Regions from separate parts of the Homo sapiens genome. Here region 2 is linked to region 1. Evidence: chromatin contacts called from ENCODE Hi-C or POLR2A ChIA-PET data. All regions are on one chromosome and are shown on one strand. The core of a region is the stretch at or near the end of the contact, and the rest is flanking DNA. Distances in the headings are between cores, read along the strand shown.

Evidence for each region. Hi-C counts contacts between places; a loop is a spot of excess contacts on that map. ChIA-PET counts read pairs that join two places held with the same protein, here RNA polymerase II (POLR2A). Pooled maps may share reads with other maps.
Region 2: a map of CD8-positive, alpha-beta T cell shows a loop between it and region 1 (8-fold over the local background). The contact joins the promoter of UQCC4 here to the promoter of CACNA1H in region 1. A Hi-C loop is called at or near these places in 1 of 168 maps with a recorded cell type or tissue (CD8-positive, alpha-beta T cell) and 3 of 50 pooled maps. POLR2A ChIA-PET finds 5 or more read pairs at or near these places in 1 of 52 experiments (activated CD4-positive, alpha-beta T cell).

The regions. Positions count from the first base shown.
Region 1 is chr16:1,149,400-1,155,450 of GRCh38, forward strand. It overlaps CACNA1H (calcium voltage-gated channel subunit alpha1 H), which reads left to right and starts at 3,707. Exons shown (of 35, transcript NM_021098.3): 1 at 3,707-4,071; 2 at 4,321-4,637. The coding sequence starts at 4,339. RefSeq lists enhancers at 2,606-3,186, 4,561-5,328.
Region 2 is chr16:1,417,088-1,423,138 of GRCh38, forward strand. It overlaps UQCC4 (ubiquinol-cytochrome c reductase complex assembly factor 4), which reads right to left and starts at 3,660. Exons shown (of 2, transcript NM_001272051.2): 1 at 3,605-3,660; 2 at 2,665-3,525. The coding sequence starts at 3,636. The coding sequence ends at 3,159. RefSeq lists enhancers at 2,951-3,806, 3,294-3,363, 3,374-3,423, 3,674-3,833, 3,807-4,660 and 1 more.

The DNA.
Region 1 (6,051 bases), core at 2,457-4,956:
GCTTTGCCAGGAGAGGACTCTGTCCACCAGCCCTTGGTCCAGATTCTGGCAGACCAGCCACGGGCCCCACTGCTACAGGGAGCTGAGGACCAGTCAGGGCGTGCCTGTCCCATCGCTGCCATGCCGGGCCCCACTGCCGACGTCCTCCTTCCCCTGGGCAGCGTGGGGGATGCTGAAATCCGTGGGAGACCCCGAGAAGCCCACCCCACCTTCTTGGGTTCCGCCACATGATGGCTGAGCTAGGAGGTCACTTGTACTCTCTCCCCGCAGCTCTTTGTCAAAGAAAAGCATTGCCCTTAAAAACAACCCCGGCCAAAAAAAGAAAAAAGGAAACAGCGAAAACCAGAAGCAAATTTTCCAGAGACCTGGAGGATTAGAAACAATACATCTGAACGTTCTGGAGTTGAATTAAACCATCTCAATGCCGGTTTCCAACCGTCCTGGGCTTCTCTCTGACGCTCAGCGAAGGGCGCGCATCACGGCATCACCGCTCTCAGGACGATTTCCCGTCTCGTCTCACTGGACCGTCTGCCGTTTATGTCCTTTCTCGGTGGAGGCCCTCACGTCGCGTTGAGGTGGTCCCCGCTCCGGCTGCGTGAACGCGGCCTCAGCTGCCTCATCTTCCGGCAGATGGATGTTCAGAGCAGGGAGCATCCATGTTCCAGGCGTGCGGGCACCTGTCCCGCCGGACGTGGAGCGTGCAAGTCAGTGGGCAGCAGCCCAGGGGACACAGAGCCCCCAAGGACAAGGTGGGCACGCCATCCGATGGGCTGGAGTGAACGGAAAGCGGTGGGAGGCAGCCTCCGTCCCAGACCTTGAGCTGGAAAATGCCCGCCCGGGTGCTGGAGAGGCTCCAACTGGTCTGCAAATTGTCCGTGGGATGCCTGGCGACTGCACGCTTTCTCAGATTACAGACACTTTCTTTAAAAAAAATCTGTGGGCCGGGCGCGGTGACTTACGCCTGTAATCCCCATACTTTCAGAGTCTGAGGCAGGCGGATCACGAGGTCAGGAGTTCAAGACCAGCCTGGCCAACATGGCAAAACCCCGTCTCTTCTAAAAATATGAAAATTAGCTGGGCATGGTAATTACATGCCTGTAATCCCAGCTACACGGGAGGCTGAGGCAGGAGAATCGCTTGAACTGACACCAGGAGGCGGAGTTTGCAGTGAGCCGAGATCACGCCACTACACTCCAGCCTGTGATACAGAGCGAAACTATGTCTCAAAAAAAAAAAAAAAAAAAAGTCTGTTATAGAAGTCCGTGGTCTTTTTCCCTTCTGCCGACATCTGGAGGACAGAGTGTGGCCGGGAGGGCAACAGCTGCTGTGTTCAGAATTCCAAGATGCTTCCCAGGCGCCCTCTGGGTCTTCCCGCTCCCCGGCTCCCTCCGGCCTGCCACAGGGCCTTTGCATGGGCTGCCGTTGCTGCTGGAAAGAGCCTCTGCTCCTCTTCCGGCTGCCGGCTTGTCCTCACAGAGGCCCCGCCCTCGTCTATCTGGGCGCCCCCTGGCACTTAGTTTGGAAACTGTTTTCTCCTCCCCATAAGACGGAAGCTGCAGGCATGAGAACCGGGTCTGTCTGGTCACAGCCAAGGCACCTCCACCCTCCAACCGGGCCCCGCGCACTGTCCACCCTCAACTACCATTTGTCCAGCAAATCAACGACAGCCCCCAGCTAGAATCTGGAGCTTCAGTCTGTGGCTTTGCCTTAGCTTTAATTAATTAATTAATTAACTTATTATTTTTTTGAGGCAGAGTCCACTCTGTCACCCAGGCTGGAGTGCAGTGGCGTGATCTCGGCTCACTGCAACCTCTGCCTCCTGGGTTCAAGTGATTCTCCTCCCTCAGCATCCCGAGTAGCGGGGATTACAGGCATATGTCACCATGCCTGGCTAATTTTTGTATTTTAGTAGAGACGGGATTTCACCATGTTGGTCAGGCTGGTCTCGAACTCCTGACCTCAAGTGATCCACACACCTCGGCCTCCCAAAGTGCTGGGATTACAGGCGTGAGCCACTGCACCTGGCCCACCCTAACTTTTAACGAGCAGGGTGTTGATAAAAAGATCAGAGGTTCCAAGTGCCCTCTGGACCGGACTCCGATTCAGCGTTTGTGTCTCCCCACCTGCTCCAGCCTCCCTCCACGGATGTGTCCAAAGCACGGGGCTCTCCTAGGTCCTGCTCCTCTGTGGCTGGAACCTTAATTGGACCTTTGAAGGCCTAATTCACCAGCTGTGGCCCTCCATCGCTGAGTAGTTGCATTAAAATAGACTGAATGTTTTCCTTTTCTTGAAAGTTCCCGTATACAGGAGGAGGTGCTGCTGAAAGGACCTGTACCCCAGCCAGGCCCCCACACTCCTGCCTTCCAGTTCCTCGGCCCACCCCAGGTGCTGTGTGTCCTTCCGGGCCCCAGCTGGGCAGGGCCTCTTCTTCACCCTGCACGATGTGGCCCACCCGGGGGAGGTCCTGCTTCTCTGCTGCTCACCCGCAGGTGGGAAGCCACAGCCGCCCCACAGCCTCTCCGGGTCTGGGGTCTCAGGGTGCGCCCTGGAGCAGGGCCTCTTTGTCTGGAGGGAGAAGGGGTCTCTCCCACTACCAGGGGCCCCTTGTTGGCGGGCGTGCTGAGGTGCACACCTGGGAGCTCAAGCTCCCTGGTGCACAAAGCAGTGGTCCCAGAAGCAAAACCACCCTTCCAGCCTGGAGGGGTGCCCTGGGGGGAGTCAGGAGCCTGGGCACCTGCCCCCACCTGCTGGCACCTCGAGGTGCGGCCAGCCCTCCCTGGGACAAGGGCCTGGCCATCCCCAATGTCTGAAGGGTCCACCCCTTCCCGACCAAACCACTTGCTCTGAGGGTCCAGGGGAAGGCCCTTCTGCTGGCCTGGCTGAAGGAGCAGCTGCTGGCAGGGGGAAGGGGCCTGCACTTCTCCTCGGGGGCCCCTGGGTGAGTCTCGCTGAGGCAGCGGGGTTGGAGGATGCAGGAGCACCAGGCTGCCGTCCCCAGGGTCCCCCAGATCCCCACGCGGGAGGGGACCGGAGACGAGGACAAGTTCGCGGAAACTGCCCGTGCGTGTCGGGGAGAGATGCGAGTGCAGGAGCGCCCAGCCGTAAAGCACACCCCCGCCCGCCCCCGCGCCCCATCACACACGCGCGCGCGGGCACACCCGGGACACACACGCGGCGGGGAAGGGGCACGCAGCCTCTCGCCTTCCACGCCCGCCCGGTCCCCGCCCCTCCGCCGACCCGGGCCCGCGTCGTAGTGGGGGTGGGGGTGGGGGCGGCGGCGGCGCGCGCGGCAGCGCGAAGGGGGAGGGGGAGCCGGAGCGGGAGGGGGAGGGGCGCGGCATCGGCGGCTCGGCCGCCCCCGCAGTTGGGGGCAGGGAAGGACGTAGGTGCTCCCCCTCCCACCCCGCCGGAGCCTCCCGCGAGCGCCCCCTGGTGCACCCCACGCCCGGCATTGTTGGGGAGCACGAAAAGCGGGGAGCCCAGTGCGGGGGCGTGGAGGGGGCGCGGGCGGGGTCCAACTTCCCGCACCCGGGGGGGGGCGGGGCGCCGGGCGGCGACAGGGAGGGGTCGCTCGGGCGCGCGCGTCTCGGGCCGGGGGCGGATCCTCCCCAGTACCCCCCCGCCCGCCCCGCCCCCGGCCCCGCCCCGGCCACGCTGGCCCCGCCCCGGTCGCGCCGGCCCCGCCCCGCCCCGCCCCCCGCCGCTCAGCCCGAAGTTTCCTGCGCCGCGCGCGGACGGGCTCGAGGCTCGCTCGCTGCCTCACCGGTCCCCGGCCCGCGCCCCGCGCCCCGCGCCCCGCGCCCCGGCCTCACCCGTCCGCTCAGCGGCCTCCACGCCGCGCCGAGGCCGCCGCCGTCGCCTCCGCCGGGCGAGCCGGAGCCGGAGTCGAGCCGCGGCCGGGAGCCGGGCGGGCTGGGGACGCGGGCCGGGGGCGGAGGCGCTGGGGGCCGGGGCCGGGGCCGGGGGCGGAGGCGCTGGGGGCCGGGGCCGGGGCCGGGCGCCGAGCGGGGTCCGCGGTGACCGCGCCGCCCGGGCGATGCCCGCGGGGACGCCGCCGGCCAGCAGAGCGAGGTGAGACGCGGCGAGGACGCGCGCCCGGGACCCTCTTCAACTTGCGCGAAGCGGGCCGGGGAGCCCCTCGGGGTGGGGGTGGGGCCGCTGGAGGGAGGGAGGGGGCGGGCGGGGGCGGGGGGCGCGTTTGTCTCTAATAAGAAAAGACAAAGACATCCCGGCGGCCGCGGCTGTTCCCGCAGCTCCGCGCCGCGGGAGGCAGGGCGGGGGCGTCGCCACCGGCCCCGGGTCACCCCCTGTCCTCTGCAGGTGCTGCCGGCCGCCACCATGACCGAGGGCGCACGGGCCGCCGACGAGGTCCGGGTGCCCCTGGGCGCGCCGCCCCCTGGCCCTGCGGCGTTGGTGGGGGCGTCCCCGGAGAGCCCCGGGGCGCCGGGACGCGAGGCGGAGCGGGGGTCCGAGCTCGGCGTGTCACCCTCCGAGAGCCCGGCGGCCGAGCGCGGCGCGGAGCTGGGTGCCGACGAGGAGCAGCGCGTCCCGTACCCGGCCTTGGCGGCCACGGTCTTCTTCTGCCTCGGTCAGACCACGCGGCCGCGCAGCTGGTGCCTCCGGCTGGTCTGCAACCCATATCCTTCCCGGCCGGCGGGGGGCGGGGGGCGGGGGGCGTGGGGAGGGTGGGGGCCCGGGGCGCGGGACTCCCTCGGCATGCGCCCCCGCGCGCCCCTGTTGGTGGGACCTGGCGTGGGCCGGGCGCGCGGGGGTGCAGGGCAGGGGCTGGAGGACCGCGCTCTAATTTCTGAGAGTGGCGGGCTTGGGGGGCCACCGGGCGCCTCCGGACTCCCTTCCCCAGGGCCGGCTCCGGACGGAGAAGGTGGAAGCGAAGCGGTGAGGCCCCCGCGGGCTTGGAGGGGAGAGGAGTCGGGGAGGGAGGGAAGGTCCTAACTCCTCGCGGCCCCAAGGGTGTTGGCCAGGACGGGAATTTCCCCCTTGCCCACCCCTCACTGTCTGAAGGTCCTGCCCGAGGCAGGCCCCTCGCGGGGGAGGGGGAGGCCAGAGGAGCTGGAGTCAGGGGCGCAAAGTTTTCAGCCGGCGCCTGGTGGTTCCGAGTGCGTGGGGAGACCCGTGGGGCCTGTGAGCGCCGCCAGGGCCTTTTCCGTGGAGAGAGGCGGTGACGTTGGTTGTGAACTCGCTTTTTCTGGCTGAACTCGGTGGCGGGGCTGACTTAAGTCATGCGCAGCTGAAGGGTAGGGGGCAGGGAGGCAATTGGCACTGCCAAGGGGGAGTCTCATCTCCCCAGCCCCTTCCCTGGCTGGAGAGGAAGAGGCAGCCTCTTCTACTCTCGGCCAGAGCGGCACAGACTGCAGAGAAGGTTCCAGAACAGAGTTGGGTCAGGGCCAGGGGCATTTGTGGGATGTACACGGAGGTCCAGGGGGCCCCCCAGCAGGTGGCCTTGGGGGCGGGTCTCCGCGTGCCCTGAGAAGGGCCTTGCGTGGTGCCTGTGTCAGGGCCGGGTCTCCCCACCGGCCCTTCTGAGCCGGCAGCTGGGGTGGCCAGGCCGTGGCTTCTGCTCCGGGCCTGGGGACGGGTGGAGAGACCCTGCCCGCAGACGTCCCCCGTCGGAGGTGGGGAGACAGGCTGGCAGCAGGAGCGGCCTGTGTACACTTCCCTACCTTGTGTGTTTAACTGTACAAATATTAAACACGAAAGAGGAATCTGTACAAAAAAAGTCATAAAGCCCGTGTTTCTCCTTTCTCAAATCCAAACATCGAGTGAGTCAGACTCATCTCTGCTTGTAGAGGAAGAGGAGGCTGCTGTGGTCCCGGGGGCAGCCGGCCCCGGCCAGAGGGCTGCCTCGGAGCCCCACACCCGCTGCCCGGGCGGCCTAGGCCTCTGTAGCCTCAGGGTGGTGTCTGCGAGTAGGTGGGTGTCCCCGGGAGCCGAGGTGCAGGCCCGGCCTTGAAGAGCGGTTGTAGGTTTGTCTCCTCTCTAGAACCAAGGCGGGAGGTGGTCATGCCCCTTTGTTCTGGTAGGAGGTGACTG
Region 2 (6,051 bases), core at 2,410-4,909, 270 kb after region 1:
TTGGTTAACATCTTCCTTGAAAGAATTTTTTTTTTTTTTTTTTTTTCTGAGACAGAGTCTCACTCTGTCGCCCAGCCTGGAGTGCAGTGGCATGATCTCAGCTCACTGCAAGCTCCACCTCCCGGGTTCAAGCCATTCTCCTGCCTCAGCCTCCTGAGTAGCTGGGACTACAGGCGCCCGCCACCACGCCTGGCTAATTTTTTCTATTTTTAGTAGAGACGGGGTTTCACCATGTTAGCCAGGATGGTCTCGATCTCCTGACCTTATGATCCGCCCGCCTCGGCCTCCCAAGGTGCTGGGATTACAGGCATGAGCCACTGCGCCCGTTCAAGAATTTTTGTTTTAAAACAATTTCCGGCTGGGTGCAGTGGCTCACACCTGTAATCCTAACACTTTGGGAGGCCAAGGTGGGTGGATTACCTGAGGTCAGGAGTTCAAGACCAGCCTGGCCAACATGGTGAAACCCCGTTTCTACTGAAAATACAAAAAAAAATTGCTGGGCGCAGTGGTGCACGCCTGTAATCCCAGCTACTCAGGAGGCTGAGGCAGGAGAATTGCTTGAACCCGGGAGGCAGAGGTTGCTGTGAGCCGCGATCGTGCCACCACACTCAAGCCTGGGTGACAGAGCGAGACTCCGTCTCAAAAAAAAAACAAAAAAACAAAAAACAATTTCCACCTCCTGCCCAGCCATTTGTCATCTTAGGAATCGCTGCAGCTGCGTCTGTTCTAGCATGCTTACAATGGTCTCCCTCTCAAATGCTTATCTGGGGAGGTCAGTGTGCCATGTACCCTGGGGAAAATAAAAGCTACAGCCCAGTTGGGAAAACAAGACAAACACACTACAAAAATAGTTAAATACAACTGGGCGCAGTGGCTCCTGCCTGTAATCCCAGCACTTTGGGAGGCCGAGGTGGGCAGATTGCCTAAGGTCAGGAGTTCAAGCCTGGCCAACATGGTGAAACCCTGTCTCTACTAAAAATAGAAAAATTAGCCGGGCATGGTGGTGCACGCCTGTAATCCCAGCTACTCAGGAGGCTGGGGCGGGAGAATTGCTTGAACCCCGGAGGCGGAGGTTGCAGTGAGCCAAGACTGTACCATTGCACTCCAGCCTGGGCAACAGAGCAAGACTCCATCTCAAAAAATAATAATAAATACTAACTGTACTGAATTAACTGTTCACCTATCAACCTGCTCTGTTGCCATCCTTTGAAAACTCCAGGAGTAGGGAAGATCCGCCCACCATCCCCAGCTGGCCTTGGGTCTGTCTACGGCACAGGTGTGAGGTCAGCAACTGGAAAAGCCCTCCCAGATCGCTGCCCTGGAGGCACTTGGGATCTGCTGCATGTCTCTGAAACATGTATAGGTATATATGTATGAAAACAATTGACCGGGCGCAGTGGCTCATGCCTATAATCCCAGAACTTTGGGAGGCCAAGGCGGGCAGATCACTTGAGGTCAGGAATCTGAGACCAGCCTGGCCAACATGGCGAAACCCCGTCTCTACTAAAAATACAAAAATTAGACGGGTGTGGCGGTGCGTGCCTGTAATCCCAGCTACCCTGGAGGCTGAGGCAGGAGAGTCGCTTGAACCCAGGAGGTGGAGGTTGCAGTGAGCCAAGATGGAGCCACTGTACTCTAGCCTAGGTGACAGAGCAAGACTCAATCTCAAAAAAAAAAAGAGAAAACAATCTGGGGCCGGGCGCGGTGGCTCCCATCTGTAATCCCAGCACTGTGAGAGGCCGAGGAGGAGAGATCACTTGAAGTCAGGAGTTTGAGACCAGCCTGGCCAACATGCCAAAAGCCCGTCTCTACTGAAAATTTAAAAATTATCCGGGTGTGGTGGCACAAGCCTGTAGTTCTAGCTACTCGGGAGGCTGAGGCAGAAGAACTGCTTGAACCCAGGAGACAAGAGGTTGCAGTGAGCCAAAATTGTGCCACTGCACTCCAGTCTGGGAGACAGAGTGAGACCCTGTCTCAAAAATAAAAACAAAACAAAACAAAACAAAAAAACAAAAAACAATCACTTAGGTAACCCAAAATAGTGCCCATCATTTGTGAAAAGAAATACTCACTAGTTGTATTCTACTCAGAAAATGGTTGCCTTGCTTAAAAAGTTTTGCAGAAAACTGCAAAAGTTCCTCATTTCTGGTACTATTCGGTAATATATATGTAGGTTTCTTTCCTCAGTTCCCACTCTGGAAAAAAAAAAAAAAAGGAAAACGAAACTTTTTTTTTTTTTTTGAGACGGAGTCTCGCTTTGTCGTGCAGGCTGGAGTGCAGTGGCGCGATCTCGACTCACTGCAAGCTTCGCCTCCAGGGTTCACGCCATTCTCCTGCCTCAGCCTCCGGAGTAGCTGGGACTCCAGGGGCCCGCCACCACGCCCGGCTAATTTTTTGTATTTTTTAGTAGACACAGGGTTTCACCGTGTTGGCCAGGATGGTCTCGATCTCCTGACCTCGTGATCCGCCCGCCTCAGCCTCCCAAAGTGCTGGGATTACAGGCGTCAGCCACCGCGCCCGACCGGAAAAGGAAACTTTTAAAAATAGCTGCTGGTGCAACTAACTTACGTGCTCTGGTAAACAAGAAGAGATTAAAATAAAAAACAATAGCTGCCCAAATACCCCCTTTTTAAAAACTAGATGCAAAAAAAGGGAATCATCTAATCCCATATTATAAAATTAAAATTTATTTTCATTTGTTGTTGTGTAAAACTCACATGTGGAAGTGTTCCTTGCACAGGCCGCAGCATGCAATACAGTTTCACACTTCTGCCAGATATTCTATCTCAGAAAGCAAATTACCTGCAAACTAACACTGGATGACAAGTGTCACCAGAAGTGCTTTGGAAACATGATTATGTTATACAAAGACTTGGCAAATCCAACAGCATACAGTGCAACTGAAACCTTCCCCAAGGATCTGAGAAGTCTTGCCGATGGAATCCTTGGACATCAAGAGCCAGGCGAGGAGCAGTTTCCGATCTGCTGAGATTCTGCTCCGCCTTCACGCGAATCAGCATAGCCAAGTGCCCCATCCACCAGCCAAGTCCTTCAGTGCTGAGGACGCACGCATAGCCAGGACAGTCACGGGCAAACGTGACATCAAATCCGAAGGGCGGCTGTCGGCTCCCTTCCTGCCAGCCCCAGCGGGCACCCCGTCAAGTTCTCGCTCTGTAGGCAGCTGGAGTCTCAGGCTCCTCAGAACGATCACTGGGCTCTGGCACCTCTCCCCACACCTGTCTCAACCACTGGTCCGCCTCGCTCTCCTCCCTCAGGTAGCACCAGATGATCAGCGCCACGAGGAAGCAGCTGAGGGGCAGCACCTTCCACCAGGGCCGCTGATGTCCCTTTCCCATGGTATGGCCCACCGACCAGCGGTGAGGGTTGGCTTTGCTGGAGGAAAACTCAATGGGGCGGTCAGGGTCGTCCTCTTCCTCGGCGGCAGGGTGGGCCCGATCCCGGGAACCGGGCAACGGATGAAGGCTTCGGGAAGCCCAGCCTATGAGCCTCAGCGCCCGGACGGCCCTGGAAGAGAGAGAGCAGTAAGCGCTCCGCCCGCCCGCCGGTGTCTGCCCTCGGCCCTCCGAGACCTTGAGGAGCTCACCCGGCCGCCGGGGCACACAAGACACGATTCATTGCTGCCTTGACTCCTCGACTGACGCCTTGGCGCGCCGTGATAGCGTCACTTCCGTCGCCGGAAACCGGAAACCGGGCGCCATACCAGGCCTCCGCTCACGACTACAGAACGTGGTCCCAGTAGCGCAGCGGAAATGACGTTCGGCTGCGAAGAGCTCTTTCCGTCGCAGGCCCGGAGTGCGCGATGGCATGCCGGGAAATGTAGTTCTCCGTCCCTTTCGAATAGGACCGACACCCCGGTCCCTGGCCCCGAAGAGAGGCGGGCGCCGCGGGGGCGGACGTTGTCCTCAGAGAGTTGTCTGAGTTTGCCTCGGAGCAGTTCTGAACCGTCATGAAGGTGCGCGGGGCCTGGTTGGGGATCCGCGCCCTCAGCCCTGCCCGCCTGCCCTGGGCTGGGCGCCCGCACCTCTCTGCCGGCTTCCCCGAAGGCCGTGGCACCGCCCTATTTTTTTTTTTTTTTTTTTTCCGTTTAGTTCTTTTCGTGAGACAGGGACTCTCTCTGTCGCCCAGGCTGGAGTGCAGTGGCGCGATCTCACGTCACTGCGGCCTCTGAAACCGCCTTTGCAAAAATTATCACTGAGGAAATGACAGTGGAAGAGATGAGACCTAAGGGGCTCCGTCGTGCTTCCCACCCTTAAGCTGTCCTGGTTCATTCCTGGGCGTGGGCAGAGCTAACTTTGGGAAGGATTTCAGTTCATGGTTTCACTCTGAATCAAAGTCAACAGCCCTTTCCAGAAAAAACCCCCGTCTTGCCTGAAGACCAGTCTGCCTTTGCAGGACTAATAAATCAGCTGCAAAATTAGAAATTGGCCGGGCGCCGTGGCTCACGCCTGTAATCCCAGCACTTTGGGAGGCCGAGGCGGGCAGATCATGAGGTCAGGAGATCGAGACCATCCTGGCTAATACGATGAAACCCTGTCTCTACTAAAAATACAAAAAATTAGCCGGGCGTGGTGGCGGGCGCCTGTAGTCCCAGCTACTCGGGAGGCTGAGGCAGGAGAATCGCTTGAACCTGGGAGGCAGAGGTTGCAGTGAGCCGAGATGGAGCCACTGTACTCCAGCCTGGGCGACAGAGCGAGGCTCAGTCTGAAAAAAAAAAAGAGTCTGAACCTCCCCAAATTGCTCCTGGGGATAACATCACTATTGTAAAATCTAAGATCAGGCCGGGTGTGGTGGCTCACGCCTGTAATCCCAGCACTTTGGGAGGCCAAGTCGGGTGGATCACGAGGTCAGGAGTTTGAGACCAGCCTGGCCAGTATGGTGAAACCCTGTCTCTACTAAAAATACAAAAAGTAGCCTGGGGTGGTGGCGCTCGCTTGTAGTTCCAGCTACTTGGGAAGCTGAAGGAGAAGAATCGCTTGTACCCTGGAGGTGGAAGTTGCAGTGAGCCAAGATCATGCCATTGTGCTCCAGCCTGGGTGACGGAGCAAGACTCTGTCTCAAAAAGCACAACAACAACAAAAACCTAAGCTCAAAGATCAGTGCCTGAAATATTTAGCAGAGCGTGCACTGGATGGATCAGCTGGTACCACCCAGACCGGTCATCTGGCCCAACCGGTTCTGCCATGCCCGCCAGGAACAGAAGAGTCTGAACGTGAGTCCATCTCCAACCTGACCAACCAGCACTCCCCACTTCCCAAGCCTCTACCCTCCAAATTATCTTTAAAAATTCCTATCCCCAAATGCTCCGGCTGACTGATTTGAGTAATAATAGAACTCCTGTGTCCCGCACAGCCAGCTCTGCGTGAATTACTCCTTCTCTATTGCACTCCCCCTGTCTTGATAAATTGGCTCTCTCTAGGCAGCAGGCAAGTTGAACCCATTCGGCACTTAGACCTCTGCCTCCCGGGCTCAAGTGATTCTCCCACCTCAGCTTCCTGACTGGCTGGGACCACAGGCGCCCACCACCAAGCCTGGCTAATTTTTGTATTTTTAGTAGAGACGGGGTTTCACCATGTTAGCCAGGCTAGTCTCGAACTCCTGACCTCAGGTGATCCGCCGGCCTTGGCTTCTAAAAGTGCTGGGATTATAGGCGTGAGCCACCACGCCCAGCCTTTATTTATTTACTTATTTATTTATTGAGGAGGAGTTTCATTCTCATCGCCAGGGTTGGAGTGCAATGGTGGGATCTAGGCTCACTGCAACTTCTGCCTCCCGGGTTCAAGCGATTCTCCGGCCTCAGCCTCCCAAGTAGCTGGGATTACATGTGGGCACCACCACACCCAACTAATTTTTTTGTGTTTTTAGTAGAGATGGGTTTTCCCCATGTTGGCCAGGCTGGTCTCAAACTCCTGACCTCAGGTGATCTGCCCACCTTGGCCTCCCAACGTGCTGGGAGGTGAGCCACTGCACTCCGCTAATTTTTTTGTATTTTTAGTAAAGACGGGGTTTCGCCATATTGCCCAGGCTGGCCTC